Linked DNA regions of Homo sapiens: region 2 is linked to region 1. Evidence: chromatin loops called from intact Hi-C (ENCODE). Cell type or tissue: B cell. All regions are shown on one strand.

What was found. Hi-C counts contacts between places; a loop is a spot of excess contacts. Peaks named below come from ENCODE experiments on the same cell type or tissue, not always from the same donor. Only the 100,000 strongest peaks of a DNase experiment are listed, where the experiment ranks them.
Region 2: a loop joins it to region 1, with 10 times the contacts of the local background. A loop is called at or near these places in 49 of 110 quality-filtered maps.

What each region holds. Positions count from the first base shown.
Region 1 is chr10:30,410,715-30,418,714 of GRCh38, reverse strand. No RefSeq gene overlaps it. Among named protein-coding and RNA genes, the nearest start is that of MAP3K8, 19 kb to the left of the region's middle. RefSeq lists an enhancer at 1-116. In B cell, CTCF peaks have their summits at 4,323 and 4,526; DNase peaks (open chromatin) are centred at 2,894 and 4,504; H3K4me3 peaks cover 945 bases; H3K27ac peaks cover 3,824 bases.
Region 2 is chr10:30,587,082-30,595,081 of GRCh38, reverse strand. LOC105376479 (a long non-coding RNA gene) reads right to left here and starts at 7,396. Exons shown (of 4, transcript XR_930794.4): 1 at 7,296-7,396; 2 at 6,837-6,928; 3 at 5,881-6,036; 4 at 3,923-5,477. In B cell, a CTCF peak has its summit at 3,693 (motif pointing right); DNase peaks (open chromatin) are centred at 3,691 and 7,421; H3K27ac peaks cover 319 bases; H3K27me3 peaks cover 255 bases.

The DNA of each region.
Region 1 (8,000 bases):
CCAACTAAGGAACTATTGAATGTTTGACATAGTTTGCAGAGGCTTTAGGAGATCTTAACAGGTTCTTTTTTTCTTTCTTTTCTTTTCTTTTGAGACAGGGTCTCCCTCTGTCATCCAGGCTGGAGTATAGTGGCACAATCCCGGGTCACTGCAACCTCCACCTCCAGGGTTCAAGCGATTCTCCCGCCTCAGCCTCCTGAGTCGCTGGAATTACAGTGTGCGCCACCACAGCCTGGCTAATTCTTGTACTTTTAGTAGAGACGGGGTTTCACCATTTTGGTCAGGCTGATTTCAAACTGCTGACCTCAGGTGATCTGCCCACCTTGGCCTCCCAAAGTGCCGGGATTACAGGCCTGAGTCACCTCCCCTGGCAACAGTTTCTTTCTTTCTTTTTTACTTTCTCTCTTTCTTTCTTTCTTTCTTTCTTTCTTTCTTTCTTTCTTTCTTTCTTTCTTTCTTTCTTTCTTTCTTTCTCTTTCTTTCTTTCCTTCTTTCTTTCTTTCTTTCCTTCCTTTTTTCCTTCCTTCCTTTCTCTTTCTTCCCTCTTTCTTTCCCTCCCTCCCTCCCTTCCTTCCTTCTTTCTTTTTTATTTTTGAGACAGAGTTTAGCTCTGTCACCCAGGTTAGAGTGCAGTGGCGTGATCTTGGCTCACTGCAACCTGCACCTCCTGGATTCAAGCGATTCTCCTACCTCAGCCTCCTGAGTAGCTGGGATTACAAGCGCCTGCCACCATGCCCCACTAATTTTTTTTCTTTTAGTAGAGATGGGGTTTCACCATGTTGGACAAGTTTGTCTTGGACTTCTGACCTCTAGTGATCTGCCTGCCTCGGCCTCCCAAAGTGCTGGGATTACAGGTGTGAGCCACCATGCCCAGCTAACAGTTTCTTTAGAAAGGTCAGTTTAAAGGCCTGTTTTTGTGTCTCAGGGAACTACATGGAGTGTTTGTTTTTTAATACACTGGGACAAAGAAGAGCAAGCCTAGTGTTTAATGTCCTGAGCCTTTAGCTATGTGGCTGCCCAGGCGGGCTTTTCTTTTCCTAACCCAGCTGGATTGCCATAGACCAACGAGAAGTGGCTTGACCCAGGAAGAAAACATGGGTTCTATCCCCAGGAGTGGAGTCAGAGTATTTCCCAGATGCTGGTCCCCATCCAACTAGAGGCTGTTTCCTCTGCCTTGCAACCACTGGCAGGTACAGGCACTTCTGCCCACAAGACAGTCTGGCAGCAGTAGCATTTCCTAAGAGATCCAGTGACAGATGGCTCTGACAGGATACAACAGCCTGCAGAGGAAAGAAACACGGGACAGCAATCTCTCTTGTCTCTTGTCTCTTCCAAGGACACTTTTCTTCCTTTCTTATTCTGAAGAAAAGAAGACATGAGTTAGTACTAAATGTGGCAGGAATAGTGGGCCAGGCGCGGTGGCTCACTCCTGTAGTCCTAGCACTTTGAGAGGCCAAGTGGGGAGGATTGCTTGAGCCCAGGAGTTCAAGACCAGCCTGGGCAACATAGGGAGACGCTGTATCTACAAATAAATAAATAAATAAATAAAATTAGCTGGGCATGGTGGCATCCACCTGTAGTGCCAACTACTCTTGAGGCCGAGATGAGGGGATGGATCACTTAAGCCTGGGAGCTCCAGACTGCACTGCACTCCAGCCTGGGCAACAGAGTCAGACCCCATCTCAAACAAACAAACAAACAAAATAATAGAAATGAGTAATGCTGTACTTGTATGAGTGACTGTGCATCTGAATTCATGGAATTATTGGGGTCTAAGTTCATAGAACTCATTACTAAAGAGGGGATCACAGTTGAAAATCACATGTAAGTAAATTAATAAAAGTCTCTGAAATCTAAGTCAAAAATTAATATGGAAGCAAGCATAGAAAAAAAGCATCCACTTGGTCTGCATGGAGAAAAGTGCTTAACTCCAGCAATAACTGGATTTGATGAGATGTTTTTCATGTGGTAAAACATACTCTTTAGCGCTGTGCGTTATGGCTCATGCCTGTAATTTTAGCACGTTGGGAGGCTGAGGCAGAAGGATCCCTTGAGCCCAGGAGTTCGAGGCCAGCCTGGGCAACATAGGTAGACCTTGTCTCTATAAAAATAAAATAATAAAATAAAATGAAATAAAATGAAAAAAGAAGACCATATCCTTTTCAGAAAATTAAATACAAAGAGTAGGTGTGGTGGATCATGCCTATAATCCCAGCACTTTGGGAAGCCAAGACTGGAAGATCTCTTGAGCTCTAGAGTTTGATACCAGCCTGGGAAACATGGAGACAATCTGTCTCTACATAAAATACAAAAACTAGCCAGGTATGGAGGCTCGCTACTTGGGAGGCTGACGGGGGAGGACCGCTTGAACCCAGGAGTTTAAAGCTGCAGTGAGCTGTGTTCACACCATTGCACTCCAGCCTGGGTGACAGAGTGAAACTCTGTTTCAAAAAAAGAGAGAAAGAAAAGTAAATTAAAAAGTAAATCTAGAATTCCATGAATTATTGGCACACATCCAGTGATGGTCTTCAGTAATGGTTCTCATGCTTTAGCTAAAACCATTTATAAATGCTAAACCTTGTTTTAAAAAAAATACAGATTCCTGAATCGCACTTCTAGATATTCTGATGAAGTAATTCTAAGGGTGCAGCCCAGAAATCTATATTTTAGTAAGCTCACCAAATACTTCTGACTCACGAATCAGTTCCCTGGACCAACTTTAGAAACTATAGTCTCCCAAAAACAGAAAGAAAACTTACTTGGGAATACACAAAGCCAAACTGCAAGAACATTAGTGTCAGATTCCAAAATCCAATGTTCACACTTTAAAACATTTGCCTATGGGCACTGGTACATGACTTTCAGTCTCACTGATTCTTCATGGTCTCCATAGCAACAACGGCTTAGAAAAAGAAATCACAGAGGAAATAAGAAAATTGTTAATGCTACTTCTTTTTTTTTTTCTTTGAGATGGAGTTTCGCTCTGTCGCCCAAGCTGGAGTGCAGTGGCGTGATCTTGGTTCAGTGCAACCTCTGCCTCCTGGGTTTAAGTGATTCTCGTGCCTCAGACTCCCGAGTAGCTGGGATTACAGGTGCGTACCACCACACCTGGCTAATTTTTGTATTTTCAGTAGAGACGGGGTTTTGCCATGTTGGCCAGGCTGGTCTCGAACTCCTGGTCTCAAGTGATCCCCCTGGCTTAGCCTCCCAAAGTGCTGAGATTACAGACAGGTGTGAGCCACCACACCTGGCCAAAATAATGAAGTGTTTCATAATGATGATTTCTTACGCTAGATAAAATATTCTATTACTACCTGTATCCTAGGGTTTTGTGGGTGTTAACTGAGCCAATATACCTAAAATGCTTAGAACTATAAGTGGCTAATATTAATATTAATCACTTAATAAATGTAATATGTTAGCTGGGCATGGTGGCATGTATGTAGCTCCAGCTACTCTGGAGGCTATGGCAGGAGGATCACTTGAGCCCAAGAGTCTTAGGCCACAGTGACCTATGATTGTGCTTGTAAACAACCACTGCACTCCAGCCTGGGCATCATAGTAGACCCTGTCTCTAAAATATATATGTGTGTGTGTGTGTGTGTGTGTGTGTGTGTGTGTGTGTGTGTGTGTATGTGTATATGTGTGTGTATGTGTATATACGTGTGTATATATGTAAATATACATATATATGTGATATACATATAAACTTAGATCTCTTCATATATGTTACATACAATGTAATATGTATATATGTGTTATATATAATATACATGTTTACATATTACACATGTTTATATATTGTTACATAAAATATATATCAGATGTAACACATGTAAATATGATATAACATATGTAACATAAATATGATATATACATATGATGTATACATATATGTAACATATAAAAATAGAGATCTATATTTACATATATTACATATAAATTATATTATATATAATATAAATATGTAGTATAATACATATTATATATTACATATAAATTATATGTAACATATGTATAAATAGAGATCTATATTTATAATCTAATAGTATTCTAATCTGTGGATAGATTACAAATTAAGTAGTCCCCTCCTCACATTGGAACTGTAGATTGCTTCTAACTTTCCTACATATATGGCATTGAAAATTCCTGTATGTACCTTCATGTGCATCTCTAATTCAGATAGATTTCTAGTAATGGAATTACTAGATCAAAAAGCATGAACAAGTTTAAGGGATGGACCTATAATCACAATGATTAGAAAGTCAGTCAAATCTGTGTTGGAATCACCACTTATTCTATGACCTTGGTCATTTTGCTTAATTTTCTCAATTTTCATATCCATAAAATGGGGATAACAACAACATTCACAGGCATATTGTGATGTAATTAGACACAACACAATACTGTCACACAGTATGTTCAAAGTAAATGTAAGCTGTTTTTATGAGGACATTTGAAACAGCAGGGCATTGCTTCATCCTAGCATTGGGTGAGAAAGCATTGGACAGTTTTCAACAGTGACTCCATGTGGCCATAATAGAAATAGCAGTGGCAGAAAACACGTGTTGTCAGAAATGACCAGATTTATCAGTTCTTTCTTTGGTGTTTGTTAACAGGACTGTCCATTTGGATGGCCAAAGCCTGTGCCCGAGATTCTTTTTTTTTTTTTTTTTTTTGAGACAGAGTTTCACTCTTGTCGCCCAGCCTGGAGTGCAACGGCAAAATCTCGGCTCACCGCAACTTCTGCCTCCCAGGTTCAAGCGATTCTCCTGCCTCAGCCTCCCGAATAGCTGGGATTACAGGCATGTGCCACCATACTTGGCTAATTTTGTATTTTTAGTAGAGATGAGGTCTCTCTATGTTGGTCAGGCTGGTTGCCAACCCCCAACCTCAGATGATCTGCCCGCCTTGGCCTCCTAAAGTGCTGGGATTACAGGCGTGAGCCACCGTGTCAGGCCATGAGATTCTTGAATAATTTGATACAGACAAAGTTCAGGAAAGAGATAATGGGCCCTGCTAATCTTTTTTTTTTTTTTTTTTTAAGATGGAGTCTCTTTCTGTTGCCCAGGATGGAGTGCAGTGGTGTGATTTCAGCTCACTACAACCTCTGCCTCCCATGTTCAAGCGATTCTCCTGCCTCAGCCTCCCAAGTAGCTGGAATTACAGGTGTGTGCCACCACGCCTGGCTAATTTTTGTATTTTTAGTAGAGACAGGGTTTCACTATGTTGGCCAGGCTGGTCTCGAATTCCTGACCTCAGGTGATCCACCCACCTCAGCCTCCCAAAGTGCTGGGATTACAGCTTGAGCCACAGTGACCAACCTGTATCTTTTAATATATTGCATGTATAATATATTGCACATGTAATATACTGTGACACACACACACACACGTGAAGCAGCTTGTAATGATTTCTAAGGAAACAACATAACAACAGTCTATCTCTCTGCATAATATAACCATGAGGAGTCACTTTGGCAATTTTATTTGTATCTTATATTTCCCAGCAAAATCTAAGAGTGAATCTTAGTGAATGGTTGGGATTGGCATGCTGATGTAGTTCATGAAAGTCCTCCTGGCTTGACCTGCTAGAGAAGTTGGGAGGCCCAGAATTTAGAAATACAACCAGAAGTGATTACATAACAAGCATGTTGACTACATTAAACAACTGGCTTGTCAGATGATGAATATACACATTTCACTCATTTTAGTTCAGAAAACATGTCAATCTTAAGCAATTCCATGGTTTCTACAATCCACTCATAAAGATTAAATGAAAGAAAATATGATTTTAAAATAAGCTTTTGGCCAGGCATGGTGCCTTCCGCTTATAATCCCACCACTTTGGGAGGCCGAGGCAGGTGGATCGCTTGAGGCCAGGAGTTCCAGACCAGCCTGGCCAACATGGGGAAACCCTGCCTTTACTAAAAATACAAAAATTAGCTAAGTATGGTGGTGCACACCTGTAGTCCAGGTATTTGGGAGGCTGAAGGATGAGAATCACTTGAACCCAGGGAGCAGGGGTTGCAGTGAGCCTAGATTTGTGCCACTGCACTCCAGCCTGGGCAACAGAGCGTGACACCATCTCAAAAAAAAAAAAAAAGAAAAGAAAAGAAAAGAAAAGAAAAAGAAAAAGACATTAAATTTCTTTCCTAATGACAGGTGGTAGGCTCCTAGTAGAGGGAGGACTAGAACCCACTTCTTCTGATTCCCTTCTTCTGATTCCCAGGCCAGTGCCTTTTATACTATACCTTGAAGATCCCCTGATCTTTACTTAATACTTAGGGATTATCCTTTTTCAAGATGCTAGGCTAAGCCACAAGGAACAGAACTATGAAATTTTCTCCTTGGACTTAAGCAATGAATAAATGAATGGAATTAATATAAACATATATTTTGGCTTCCCTAATGTATAAGTAAATCTTTCTACATGTATTGGTCTAAAGCCAGTGAAAGAGGTTTGTGAGCTTTCCTTTTAAGTGTGAACTGAATGGCTGTGTGAAGTCAACTGTTTGGTTACTAAGGGCAATTTATCCATAGGAGTTTCTCCTTATTTAGACAACATAATGTTCATGGAAGTTGATCATACAAATTGGATCATCCTTGTTATATCCAATTAAAGATGGAGAAGCAAGGAGTGAAAAAGCACTCAGGGTACAAAACATTGCTCCAAGAATGCAATTCTCTGCAAACCTGGCTGCTGTAACTGCCTGTTTTTCAAATTGAAGGACACCCGGCCTGTGTGCTCGAATTGCAATTTTTGCTTCCCAAATAAGACTTTTTAAACGTAGAAATTCATCTCTATATTTTATTTGACTTTGACATGTTCAATCATTCATTGAACACTCAGGCATTTGACAAAGGAGATCAAGAAGTCCTGGCTGGGTGCGGTGGCTCATGCCTGTAGTCCCAGCTCTCTGGGAGGCCGAGGAAGGAGTTTGAGACCAGCCTGACCAACATGGTGAAACCCCATCTCTACTAAAAATACAAAAATTAGCTGGGTGTGGTGGCATGCACCTGTAATCCTAGCTACTTGGGAGGCTGAGGCAGGAGAATTGCTTGAACCCAGGAGGCAGAGGTTGCAGTGAGCCAAGATCAAGCCATTGCATTCCAGCCTGAGTGACAAGAGCGAAAATCTGTCTAAAAACAAAAACAAAAAATAGAAGAAGCCCCCAGCATTAGAGCTGTGCATCTCACATAAGAGCTCAGGAATCTCTGCAGTCAGGGCTGGGGGAAGGCATGAGAGTGGAGGACTTTCAATTTTACTCAGCCAATTTGAGGAGAAATGTGAAGTAATTTAACTGTATAGTTAGGGAAAGTGTCATTGTTATACTGTAACAAACATAGAAGTAATGGAGAAAATGCAAAACTTTCATGATTTTAAAAATAAAAGACACAGTTTCATAGAATTTGCAAGATTGTGATAGTTCATGTGTTTCAAAACTGTCCTGTAGCTGGGACGACAGGCATGTACCACTGCTCTTGGCTAATTTTTGTATTTTTGGTAGAAAGACGAGGTTTTGCCACGTGGCCCAGCCTGGTCTCAAACTCCTGGGCTCAAGCAATTGACCTGCTTTTGCCTCCCAAAGTGCTGGGATTACAGGCGTGAGCTACTGTGCCTGGCCCAATATATTTACTTATTTATGTATTTAGCTTTTATGTTTATTTATTTATTTTGGAGACAGGGCCTCACTCTGTCATCCAGGCTGGAGTGCAGTGGCGCAATCTCAGCTCACTGCAACCTTCGCCTCTGGGGCTCAAGTGATTCTCCTGTCTCAGCCTCCCAAGTGGCTTAGACTACAGATGTGTGCCACCACACCTGGCTAATTTTTATATTTTCAATGGAGATGGGGTTTCACCATGTTGACCAAGCTGGTCTCAAACTCTTGACCTGAAGTGATCTGCCTGCCTCAGCCTCCCAAAGTGTTGGGATTACAGGCGTGAACCACTGCACCTGGCCCAATATATTTATGTATTTATTTATTTTTGTTTTTGAGG
Region 2 (8,000 bases), 180 kb before region 1:
GTCCTGAGGCTTCACTGCAGCCTGGGACTGTCCCACCTGACTCTCCCTCTCTCTCCTGCATTGGAGATCTGACCTGCATCCCAACCTGATGCCTCCCTCAGCCTCCTCCCTCCTTCCTGATATCTTCTCTTGGGCAGATGCTCTCGGAAAAGCCTCGCTCACTGAATCCCCCCCCACCCCTCGGGCATCTGTATCTCAGGGGACCGGGTTGGCACACCAGGGAAGGATGCCAGCTTCTGCACTGAAGGAAAAGGGCAGCACTGCAGGGCTCAGAGAGAGAAGGAGTGCCATGAGAGCTGCTCTGAAAGGATTGTCCTGACGCAGTTTTGAAGAGAACCCTTAGGAGTAGCAGGAGTCACAGCAGGAGACCAGGTGGAATGTTCTAGGTTCTGCCACAGCCAGGAAATGATGACGCCACTGTGACCCGGGGCAGCAGACAGGTGGGAGAAGTGGTCTGACTCTGGGTGTATTTTAAAGATACAACCAACAGGATTTCCTGGTGGATTAAGTGTGCCGTGTGAGAGAAAGAGGAGTCAAGGATGTTCAGCCTAGGAAGCTAGACCAATGGAGCCACCAACACCTGGAATGGGGGAACCTGTGGGCGGAGCAGATCTGGGGGAAATTTGGACACATCGGTGTGACGTCTCCTAGACATCCAAGCCACCATCTCAAGGAGGGACTTGGACGAATGTGTGTGCACTTTGGGAGAAAGTTCAGGGCTGGCAATGGACATGCAGGGGTTGTTATGTGTAGATAAACAGATGTTTAAAGACAAGGGACAGGATAAGGCCTCAGTGGGGAGATGAGGAAGTGATGAGGCTGGAAACCAAGAAGGAACTGCAGCAAATCTCAACTGATTTAGAGGTTTATTTTGCCAAGGTTGAGGATGAGCTCAGGAAAAAATTACACACACACACGCAGGTTACAGGAACATATGTAGCCTGTGCTTTTGTCCAAAGAGGGTTTTGACAACTTCAGTGTTTAAAAGGGAAAGAATGGGCAGGAGAGGAAGGAGGAAAGGAAAAAAAGGGAGGGTTGGCAAAAAGAACACTGATTAGTACACACTGAATCCACATTTTACATGTGAAAAGGGGAGGTCAATTATGCATTTGTCTGTGCTCAGTAAATCTACATTCTACAGAAGATAAAGTAAGCATGTGAAATTACAGCTATCTAGGAAAAAAAGGAAGGCAGTTGTTGGTTTGTTGTTTGTTTGTTTCAGCATAACTCAGTTGCCAAGATTCACTTTTCCCTTTGGCATGGTGAGTTTGGGGTCCAGGGATTTTATTTTCCTTTTGCAAGTCCAAAGATATTGTGACATTACAAGATTAAGGTGCAGCGAATGACACAGCAGAGAAGGCAGAGTGACCAAGGAGCAGGAGGAAAACCAAGAGAAGGTGGCGTCCGGATGCCAAGGGGAAAAAGATCATGAAAGAGAAGGGACCATCAACACACCCCAGCTGCTGAAGCCCAGGACAATGAGGACAGAGGAATGGCCATTGGATCTAGCAGTGCAGAGGTCATTAGTGACCGTTAAGGAAAATGCTGGATCTGGCTTTTCCTTTCAGAGGCCACAACTTCCACATGTGGGTCCCCTACACTCATCACCAGGGACACAGGCTCCAGACCACCCTGATCCCTGATGACCGCAACTTCTGAAGCAGCTCTGCCCACTCTACATTCTCCTCTGAGCCTGGTCTCTGCTCCTTGAGGGAGGGGACAGCCTGCCCGAGTGCTGAGCCACACTCCCTGCTGACCTGAGCATGGGAGCAAAGTGCTGCACTTGCTCTTTTTACCAGGTGGTTTCCAGAGACAATGTTCCTCAACGAAAGGAAAGTGTCCTAGTGATTGGAACTGCACCTCGAAGAGCTTGAGTCTCAGAAGGAGAATCACTGGGCCAAGTGTGATGGGAGTAGGGCCCTGGTCCCAGCTCTTCTAGTGACCAGTGTTGTGGGTGAGCCACAATTATCTGGACCGGTGGCATGGGGGTAAAAGAATTTACCAAGACAGTTGTAGATAAAGAAAGGCAGATTTGTTTGTTTAAAAAAAGCATGAAAATATGTTGCAAGAAGGCAACGGGCAGCCAGCAGAAGAGCAGCTGACAGCCAGGAGGCAGAGGCTTGCTGGGGATTTTATAGGATGGTGCTTGTGCTGTGTGCTGGAGAGGGCTGTGTGTGGTACTGACAACGCCAAGGTTGCAGTGAGCCAACTTGCAGGTGTCTGGTGATACCTGGGCACAGGAAGATTGTGAGTTATTTGCACAGGAGGGCTGTGTGTCTGGACCATGAAGAAAGGCAGACTTACAGCTTACCTGTTTCCCCTTTTTGCTTTCCCCTCCTCCCACCAGCCTGACTCCTTTTTACTAATTAGGACTCCAGACCCAGCTCTGTCCCTGTACTCACCTCACCCTTCTCGGCCTTATCCGCTTCCTCTGTGGAATAAGGGGATCTGCCACCAGATTCTCACGCTATCTGGATGATAGAAGCCCCACATGCCACTCGGTGCATGTAGCAATATGACCTACTCAGCACATTGTGGATTTCTAAATAAATTTAGAATAATTTCTAAATAAATTAACTTTTAGGATAAGAAATAAAAAGAATTTTTTCCAGCAAAGAGAGGGGGAAATATAGGCCTTATCTTTATAGTCAAATACCAAACAAGGGACCTGAGCCATTGGAGGGGAAGAGGGGCAGCTGTTGATCACAGTTCGTCTGTCCCAGGGTCTCACCTAAGAGTCATCTGTTGCCTATTCAGTTAGAGAGCATAATAGGTACAATGATTTAAGAAAAATATACGGGAGGGCTGGGCACAGAGGATCACACCTATAATCCCAGCACTTGGAGAGACAGAGGTGGGAGGATCACTTGAGCCCAGGAGTTCAAGGCCAGCCTGGGCAACATAGTGAGACCTCCTGTCTGCAAATAAAAGAAAACAAAAATAGCTAGGAATGGTGGCATGTGTCTGTGGTCCCAGCTACTCAGGAGGCTGATGTGGGAAGATTGCTTGAGCCTGGGAGGTCGAGGCTGCAGTGAGCCATGACAGCACCACTGCACTCCAGCCTGTGTGACAGAGCAAGACCTTGTCTCAATAAAATAATATTAAAAGAAAAAGAAAAAAAATAAGTGGGAGAAAACTCAGAATTGAGAAAATCGTTCTTATTAACTTTCTTCCTGTGACTTGGGGGAAAGATTGGCTGCTAATTGATTGCAATTCTGGAGCCAGAGAAAACCCATTTTCTAGGCTGAGGATCACTTGCTAGACAGTCTCCAAAGCTCCTTCCACCTGTTAAGTGTCTAAGATTCCACAAAGTGACACCTACCTCCTCCAGGGGCTAAAGTCACCTGAAATACTACAGCGTGGGCTCCCAAGGCGAGGCTGCCTCCCTAGAAGCGTGAAATGAAATGAATGGCTTTGTTTTATTTTTTAATTAAATAAAGTCCTTGGGCAGAAGCTTGAAACAGATGAGACATCTAAAGAGGCAAGCTATGCTCTTCTAAGGGAGCCAAAGGAGAGTGTGTGGAAGGGCCAGCTAGACCTTGCAACCTCAGAATGAAAGTATTCGTGAAGAGTCAGGCATGCAAACCATCCCTTAGGCAGCAGAGCGGGAAAGATGAATTGATGGCCCTGCGGTCTCCACCACCCTTTCCTACCTGGGAAGTCTAGTGTCTGTAATTACTCCTGTTGGCCTCTAGATGGCAGTCGGGGAAAACAAAACTCTGATGGGGCCGAGCCACAGAAACTAACAAAAGGTTGGAATAAAGCTACAAAACAAATATGATTTTTTAAAAATACAGCAGAATAAGGGTAAATAGATAAAATGTGAAGAAAACTAACCAATGACTTCCTGCATATAATACACAACCAATGCTTTAGGAGAAATCTCATTCAAAGCTACTTAATTTAGAATTCTGAAACCAAATTCACAGCTTACTTGGGTACGTTTTTAATAGTCCACAGTCACAATGCCAATATTTATGCTTCACTTTATGCAATAAATGTTATTGTACTAAGCAGCTTTTGAAAGTCTCTCTAAATTCTAAAGATCCCCTGAATATGCTCTTTTATTTTGCAGTGGGGGGCAGGGGAAGGGTGAACTACACCTTGATTTTTTTTTTCAACTTTTAAGTTTGGGGTACCTGTGCAGAATGTGCAGGTTTGTTACATAGGTAAATGTGTGCCATGGTGGTTTGCTGCACAGACCATCCCATCACCTAGGTGTTAAGTCCAGCATCCATTAGCTATTCTTCCTGATGCTCTCCCTCCATGACTTACCCACAACAGGCCCCAGTGTGTGTTGCTCCTCCCAAGTGTCCATGTGTTCTCATCATTCAGCTCCCACTAATAAGTGAGAACATGCAGTGTTTGGTTTTCTGTTCCTGCATTAGTTTGCTGAGAATAATGGCTTCCAACTCCATCCGTGTCCCTGCAAAGGACATGATCTTATTCCTTTTTATGGCTTCATAGTATTCCATGGTTTATATATACATTTTCTTTATCCAGTCTGTCACTGATGAGCATTCAGGTTAATCCCACGTCTTTACTATTGTGAATAGTGCTGCAGTGAACATACGTGTGCATGTATCTTTATAATAGAATGATTTATGTTCCTTTGGGTACATACCCAGTAGAGGGATTGCTGGGTCAAATGGTATTTCTGCCCCTAGGTCTTCGAGGAATCACGATGCTGTCTTCCATAATGGTTGAACTCATTTACATTCCCACCAACAGTGTAAAAGTGTTCCTTTTTCTCCACAACCTCACCAGCATCTGTTGTTTTTTGACATTTCAGTAATAGCCATTCTGACTAGTGTGAGAAGGTACATTATTGTGGTTTTGATTTGAATTTCTCTAATGATCAGTGATATTGAGGTTTTTTTCACTTGTTTTTTGACCACATATATGTCTTCTTTTGAGAAGTGTCTGTTCATGTCCTTTGCCCACTTATCTTTTTTTCTTACAAATTTGTTTAAGTCCCTTGTAGACTCTGGATGTTAGACCTTTGTTAGATGGATAGATTGCAAAAATTTTCTCCCATGATTCCCTGAATACACTCTTGATAAGCAGAATATGAAAATTCAGCTTTTGCAATTTGAATCATATTTTCCAGTAGATTTTAACACGATCTTTATATTGATTGTTCTAAGCCCTGCAGTTCTAGCCCTTTGGAACTAATATTTGAAATAAGCTCAGGGATATTCTCTGGATCCACGCTCTCATAGGAGAACCTGTTGGTGGTTCCATTTTCTCCCCTGGGAGGCTCCTCTGGGGGGTGTTGGTGCTGCAGGAGTGACAGGTGTGTAGCAGGTGTGGGTGAGCTGTGCTGACAGCAGTGGAGGGACCTGTGTGTCCTGAGTCCTCAAATGAGGCAGCAAATCTGCTAGATGCATCCTGGGATGCTGAACTGCGGAGGACTTCTTCCCAAGTACCGGCCCGCAGCCCAGTAACACAGCGCTTGGGCCGCCCAAGGCCACTTCCTGTTGGGGAAGAGAGAGAGACTTCAAGTGCAGAACTTGGTGACAGAGCGCTGAGGCCAAGTGGCTGTTGGGACTGATACCCAAACAAAAAGAAGGCAGACCTCACATCTCAGGTCAGTCACCACTGACACAACCCAGCACCTGACGGCACCTGGGACATCTGACAAACGCAGAAGCCAAAACCCAAATGACAGACGTTCAGAGGGATGAATTCCTGCTGGCAACTTGTGCACCGAAAACATCAGAAATATGCAGCTCAGAAAAAAAAAAAAAAGGTGATTGACCGTCCAAAGTGTCTACTTTTGAAAATTATTTCTTAAAGTTAACATTTTTCACAAAAACATAAATTCATTGGGTTAGAATCGACCCCAAGAAATCACCTGGTCTAGTGTCTAATTCTTACCTCCAGAAGGAGCAGCTCTTAAGCCATGCCAAGCAAAACAAAACAAGACCAACAAAACCACCTGCCCCTTCCCTTTCTTCGAGTTTCTAGAGGAGATTTGACCAGGAACCGCTGCTTTTTTCCCTTCGCCATTAGTACATCGTTGTTAACGTCTGACTGTGGATTAAAACAGACCTGGATTAGAATTCATACTTCTCCATGTACAGGCTGTGCACACTTAAGCACTACCTAACTCTCAGAGCCGCACTTTCTCCATCTGTAAAATGAATACCAGGATATGCACCAATTAGAGGTGCTGCAAGGCTTGAATAAAAAAAATATGTTAACAGCTATACGTGATGCTTGGCCACTATGAATAGCCAATCCATAAACACTTGGCCCCTTGTCTTCCCTCCTCCCTGTCAGGAATAGTTGGGTTATCATAATAACTCCCCCAATATCATAATAATTGGGGGAACACTACTAAAGTTTAATGGTCAGATGTTCCACTTTGCTTATGTCAGCCCTGTAAAGTGAAAAATCATCCCATGTCCTAGACGATTTCCAAGTATACAGCTGAACATTCATACAGGTGAAAAACCCACAGGTAATGATCTCAGCCCAAACACAAATTTTGCAGACAAATGTAGGCATTTTTTGTTTTATTTTATTTTATGTAGAGATGGCAGTCTCGCTATGTTGCCCAGGCTGGTCTCAAACTCCTGGCCTCAAGGAATCCTTCTGCTTCAGCCTTCCAAAGTACTGGGATTACAGGTCTGAACCATCATGCCCAATTAGGCCTTTTTATTAACATGGTTATAAGTATATGACATTTTCTCGTACATTTTGTTGTCAATCAAGGGTAGACTTTTTGTGTGTGTTGTTTGTAACTTGGCCAAGAATTGTTGACAATTTTGTAAAATCAGATTAATAATGTTAATGCCCCCAGAAGTATATAAATCATGAACACAGCATACCTATGTCAGTACATATTGTAGTGGTTAAGTTCCTGAAGATTCCTCACAGAGAGAAATGGACTCTACTGATTCCTTATGTCACAGTTGTTGCACTGCATAGATTTAAAAATAAATTTTGGGTTGCAATTTCAAAATAGTAAAAAGACTTTTTAAAAAATATTGTATTGATAAGCAAATGGGGTCACTGGGTGTGACAGGGCTGAGGGCCCTTGCAGTTGCAAAAGCTTGGACTTCCCAGCCAACCAGCCCTGGAAGGTTCTCCGTGGCCTCCCACTCCATTCATTCATTTGCAGGAGCAGCCCTTCATTGGGGGGATCCCAGGGGCTGCCCCTAGGGGCCCCTCTCATGCACCATCGGCATCAGGCCTTGATGCTTAGAAGCAGCCGGCTCTGAGTGAGTGTGGATGTGGCTGCCTTCCCTGCTGATCCCCAGGGAAATCCCCTAGCATTCCCCACTCACCTGAACTTGACTTTCCCTCCAGCCACAGGCCCTAAGAGAAGCCAATGATCTTCCTCCTCGCTGCCTGTCGCTGAGAGGGGAAGATCGCCAGGGGATCCAAGGCCAAAGCCCAGTGCTCTGGGGCAGTCCCAGCTGGGATCCCACTTCCTCATTTGCTCTCTTCCGTTCCCCTGCCAGCTAAGGTTGTCAGGCTTAGCAAATACATCTGCAGTATTTGAGATATGCTTCTACTAAGCCATGCGATGTTTAAGATATCTAATACAAAAAAAAAATTGTTGTCAATCTGAAACTCAAATTTAACCAGCATCCTGTATTTTCTCTGGCACTCCTACTCCCCATGCCTCTCTGGAGTTGAGAGGTAAGAGGCCAGCAGGGAAAGAGGTCTGGCAGTCACCTGCCTCAAACTTCGGCTGAAGAGGCAAGAGCTGCCCTGGGGGGCCTGTTGCTCTCTTCATTCCCAGAACCAAATGCTGTCCTCAAGTTATCCCCAGTCCCCCCTTCTCCTGAGTAAGGAGCATTATATTTAGGGTAGGAAAACACCAGTATGACTTTTATACTGATGATCTCCAAGATCTTCTAATTTTAAAGTGAAACAAGGAGATACATAACCTTTGTGATCCCAAGAGAATGGCTGCATGAAGCTGTATGGATTCCCTGATAATGCTAGTCTCAGAATCAGGGCACAATGGCAGGATCTTAGGGATC